Linked DNA regions of Homo sapiens: region 2 is linked to region 1. Evidence: chromatin loops called from intact Hi-C (ENCODE). Cell type or tissue: IMR-90. All regions are shown on one strand. Each heading gives the region's core, and the rest is flanking DNA. Links, peaks and the distances in the headings are about the cores only.

Region 1 (2,831 bases), core at 192-2,691:
ATCTCTGCTTTGACCTTGGAATCTACAGAGCTTTGGCTCATAGAAATAAAGAGTGCCATATGGTTAAAATGAGGAAAAAAATGAGACCATAGAATAAAATATATAAATCTTACTAAGTATATATAATTGCCTGATATCCAATAGCAGTAGTTTTCTCTTTCCTTTAAGGAAGAAGCAAATTACAGAACTGACACAATTTTTAAAAGGGTTAAATCTAGTCAGTGAAATACTGTGTAAGGAATTTATTAATCCTTCATATAACCTCAGAACTATGATGTGTGGTATCAGTATTGGGGAGAAACTTGTAATAACTTCAAAATTGCCACATGTTAAGGCATCAACTATGCCACCAAATCATTTTATTGTAGTATAGGGATGTAAATTTAGCATTCCCCCCCCCCCCAGGAAGTGAGTGAGTTTAATGTGAAAGAACAAGAATTAATCTCATTACCCTAGTAACAGATGGAAATCTGGAGGTGGAGAATTGAAAGTGATAACTAATTGTACATTTAAAAAATGTCTTTAGCCACTGAATATTGACAGCATGTTATTTGGCATTCTGAATTGTGGTCTTTCTAGCAATTTTTTTTTGTACTGACAATCAAGTAGTTTAGTGTTCATGAGGAATCTCACAATTAATATAAGTAGTTTTTTTAACAGTATGCCCTATTACAAAAAAAGATAACTACATCTTGGGCTTATCAAGCAATTGCACTGAAAAATACACACAACACAGTTGATAAAATAGTCCTCTTGATAATGTGAACAATGCAATAATTCCAATTCCTTTACTCTGTGTAGTAGAAATTTACACATTGTCACTCAAATATCATGTTAGTTATTTATTGTGCTACTTTCAATGTACTACTCCAGAATAATGAATGCCAGGAGCGCTGTCCGTGGTCCTGAAGAAAGGTCGTCTCCAGTCTTTTAGAAGTTCAACTGGACAGGTGGAATTGCTGTCTGTTGTGCTAAAGCCTTTCAACTGAGTTGATGGATGTAAATGAATCTAATTTACCATATGTGCAAAATTGGTTCTTTGGGGATCAATTAATATTAAAAAAGTACAATCTTTTAACTGTTTAATTTATTGTGTAATAACTTCATGAATATAGAGGCTTGATCTTTCACTTTTCCAACTAGACATCCAAATAACCCCCCAAAATAAATAGTTTAGAATACTAGTTTCAAGTGCAAAAGTTGCAACCATAATGTAAAATGTCATTATATTAATGGAATACATGAACAAAGAGATGTGGTACATTTTGTTTTCTCAGGTTCCAATAAATGCCAGCTACACTGTGAAATTTCAGTATTTTGATTAGTCACAATAAAACATGCTATTTTCAGGTAGTAGATATCAGTTATATTGGCAGATAAAAATGTGAAGGATTATTTTTTTCCCCTGGCAGTCATTATTATCTCTGCTAGGATCAAAAAGAAAATGAACAAACAGAATGGAATAAATGAGACAGCAAATAGAAGACAGAACGTGTTGGGCTGTGTATGTGTTTTATAAGAGATATTTTAAACATGGACTGAAGGAGTCGCTAGATACCCTTGGTTTTAGCACTAGGTGTTCCTTTTAAGGTGCTCGAACAGTCGAATTATTTGATTGAATTGCCTGCTATACTGCAGAACTAGCCATTCATGATACTTATTTTTGACACTGCAGTTATTGCCTCCATCTTAAAAAAAATCAATGCCACTTAATGCCTTTGCAAAATGTAGATTTCTCTTTAAATTAGCACTTTATAATATCTTAAGAAAATTTAAATTAAAAAATCGCTGTAAGGAAATGAAAACATTACAGTGTTTTCTTGCTGTTTGGAGGAAAAAATAGCAAGTCGAATATTCATATCACTCATATCACTCCTTATTTAAAAATTAGCCTTCAGATAGGATATTTTTTTGTGAGATTTAACCTATGCCCTGTTAGTTGGTTATGAAAAATAGATTAATGATAAGATATAGGTCCAACAGTTTGCCTTTTGTGATGTTTAATCTTTTAAAAATGTTGACAATATATATTTATTATACAAGTTAGTTTTACTTAGTGTAAAATATTAAAATTGTATATTTTTAATAAATAGACAGAATATTACTTATTTTAATAATAAAAATGTATTTTTATGTTGAAAGAAATTCTATTTCTGTACTTTATTTCTTGAATAAACTCCTAACGAAAGCCAAGAGAGTCACTACCTAGTGACTCTAAATATTCCTACCAGAAAACTAGCAAATGATAAGACAGTTTTAGAGGAATCTGTAACACTCAATGTCGCTCATGCTATGATCTCATATTCTGCCTCTTTAGGAAAAAGAATGTTCAAAAAACCAAAATACGAAGAAATTTGGGCATAAATTATTGAAGGCTTTAGAGTTTGCTGCACCCATTCAAACATCATTGTTTTTATATATGCACAATTATTTTCTTTGAGCTTAAAAAATGGGTGGAAAATTTAACTTCTCCATTTTAATTTGAGATTTCTCCCATAAAAGTTCACTGAAGAAATTTCTCCTACTTCTGGGTAGCAATCAAGGAATACCCCAGTCAAGTTTTTAAAGAGTGGGTTTACCTCTCCAATTGCATTCCAATCTATATTCATTCCTGGTCAAAATAAAAGTATAAATAAGACTCTTTCAATCTAACCACAAGTTAGATTTGCAGTAAATTCCTCCGTCTTAGATCACTTTCTTTTTTACAGTTCCCAGACAAACTGACTTTGATTTAGCTAGTAATTTAATGAAATTCATCAGTTGATTGTAAGAAGTCCGCTTACATACACCAGTCATTCTCTCAGCAAATACTCATGGAAAATAAAAGCAAT
Region 2 (2,831 bases), core at 41-2,540, 620 kb before region 1:
TTTAGTAGAGACAGGGTTTCAGCATGTTAGCCAGGATGGTCTCGATTTTCTGACCTCGTGATCCACCCAGCTTGGCCTCCCAGAGTGCTGGGATTACAGGCGTGAGCCACTGCACCCGGCCCTAACTTTCTTATTTTTAGTAGAGACAAGGTCTTGCTGGTCTTGCTCAGACTGGTCTTTGAACTCCTGGGCTCAAGTTATCCTCCCACCTCAGCTTCCCAAAGCACTGAGATAACAGTTGTGAGCTACCACACCTGGCCCTAGTTTGTCGTTTAAAGGAAGAAAAAGGCATGTTTAAAATTAGATTACATCATTTAGGTTTCTATAAGGATATGAACTATATGCTAAGGTATGTGAGGGAGAGACAGTCACTAAGCATGCCATATTAGGTACAAGAAACAGGATATTAGAAAAACACTTAGGGCTGGTGAAAAGGAGTAGCAAAGATGATGAAGATGGAAAAGTAGGCCAAGAGCAGACTACAAAAAATCACATATGCTACACTGAAGGAGCTGACCTTTTCTTCACTCATTTACCAAGTTACTAAATGAGCATCAAATTACTGAATGAAATAGCCAGGGACTTTTTCAGCCACTAGGGATGTAACTGTGACCAAAAGCGACACGGTTACTATTCAAGGTCTCTTTTAAGCAAGGAAAAAGCATGTTATAGTTCTATTTGGAATATAATTTAAAAAGTCTAAAACCATAGAAATAATAAATTTATCTTCTGAGAATAAGAAGGCTTAGATTTAAATTATGAAAGAAAAATTCAATATAAAGAAAAGAAATTATCAAGACTCCTCTGGAAACATCTCTAAAAGATATTTTAGAGACTATATGAAGAAATTATCAGAGGGAACTGAGGCCTAGAGAGGTTAAATAACTTACCCAAGTCTACCCTGCTAATAAATTGTGGCCGAGACGGGACCTAAACTCAGTTTGTCCTAGCTCAAATACAAATTACCACTAAATTTACTGTTTAAAATATGATGATTTATCTTGTTCGGTAAGTATCCTCTACATTTATTTCAAAATAAACATCTCAAAAAAATCTTTATAATATTATTGCATATATATACATCACTATCAACAGAACATGCTGAATAGAAACAGCAAGTTAAAAAAGAAAAACCCTCCAAAACTTCCTAACATATTTAAAACAGCCCACGTTTTATACCACTCCCTATAAAGTTTCTTTTTATTTCTCATTTCAAATTAAGGAAAATGAACGAAATAATTTTCACCAATAAACTTGTTGGTAAAAATAAAAGGAATGTGCTCAGACAGCAATTGTGACAGCAGTTAAAAAAAAAATCACTAGAGGGCTCAGTATACTTGATATTGTGAATTGTGTTTGTAAGCTATTGGAACATGAAATAATTAACATCCATTATGCATAGATTTCTTATATTTGAATAATATTCAAATTATATTAACAAATGCTTTAAGTTAAGAAAACAAATGATTAAAGAAGAAGAATAATGTGGGTTATATCAAAACTCTATTTTACTCAACTTTAGAACTACATGCTAATAATATTTATTGTTTTATTTATATTTCCTGCACACACAATACCTAATTAAATGCAGCTAATAATCTTTGCTTCCAAATATTTGACATTCTTCTAACTTAAAACATTTCATATTGATTTTATACATTAATGAATACATAAAGTTAAACTGAAATTATTTCTTAGCAAATCAGCATTTCCTTTTAAACAGAAAACTGAGAGTCTCATGATCATTTATCTTAAGTGCTTTATGTTTAATCCAGATAGTCATTCTAAGTATATACCATTTTCCCTTTTAACTGGTTCTAACTACTAAGCATTTTCAAAACATATCATAATTAGCAGACCAGAAACATTTTAAGTGTTACAAGCTTCATTCTACATCCACTTTATACATATTTGGGACTCACCAGACTACTGATCTTACATACATACGCCAGACTACTGATCTTACATATGCTTATCTTACATATTTGGGACTCACTAGACTACTGAAATAAGATGACTTATTTATGAAATTCCATAGAAAGTGTATGTTTTGGATATCCATTTATTAAATACTGGTAATACAGGCTACTCGTGAGTGCGCACTCTATTTTTAAAAGTAAACTGGATGATAGTATTTAGCTGGAAGAACAAAAATATACAGTAAACATACCTCATTTTTTATAATAATCATATATATTTATTTTGTCAGTTAATTAGAAAGCATTAACTAAGTATCTAGGATGAACCCAAGAACATGCTGTCCCTCCCAAACTAGTGTAAATATCATAAGCTTAAGTTTAAGATAATCAAACCATAGACATTAAAATTTCAGCATATATTTATGATAAATCATATAGATACCAAGGACATACATTACATAATTTTCACAGTTTTTCTTCGGCTCCCTATAAAATGTGGCTTAGGCTCAAAATTTCAGAATTAGTGATGATAGCCACTCCACACACTCCGTCCAAGTTTTATATTCTGGAATCCCACCACTCTAATATTCCTCACAAACCTGGCTCCATGCCATAATCTACGTAAGTCACGAGATTAAAAATCAAACAATTTACATGAATACCTTATTTAACATACTTGAGTATTCATTAGATGATCAGATGATTTTCTTTTAGATAACTGGATAAATTTTTTCATTTAAAGGTCTTCAAGTACTGACTACTTTACATGTGTGTGTATGTGTGAGTGTATAAAACTATTTTTGATAATTACTCTAAAATAGATGACTTTGGGCTTTCCTAACAGGATACGTTTTAAAAAAACTCTGATCTTTCATTTATAGGTGGAATCATTCATTTATTTGGCAAATAGTT

The links. Hi-C counts contacts between places; a loop is a spot of excess contacts. Peaks named below come from ENCODE experiments on the same cell type or tissue, not always from the same donor. Only the 100,000 strongest peaks of a DNase experiment are listed, where the experiment ranks them.
Region 2: a loop joins it to region 1, with 3 times the contacts of the local background. A loop is called at or near these places in 2 of 110 quality-filtered maps.

Annotation. Positions count from the first base shown.
Region 1 is chr6:101,395,852-101,398,682 of GRCh38, forward strand. All of the region lies in intron 1 of GRIK2 (glutamate ionotropic receptor kainate type subunit 2), which reads left to right. Among named protein-coding and RNA genes, the nearest start is that of GRIK2, 3.6 kb to the left of the region's middle. RefSeq lists an enhancer at 2,635-2,831. In IMR-90, for the core only: a CTCF peak has its summit at 1,552; DNase peaks (open chromatin) are centred at 900 and 1,560.
Region 2 is chr6:100,774,544-100,777,374 of GRCh38, forward strand. All of the region lies in intron 8 of ASCC3 (activating signal cointegrator 1 complex subunit 3), which reads right to left. Among named protein-coding and RNA genes, the nearest start is that of ASCC3, 110 kb to the right of the region's middle. In IMR-90, for the core only: a CTCF peak has its summit at 1,307; a DNase peak (open chromatin) is centred at 348; H3K27ac peaks cover 412 bases.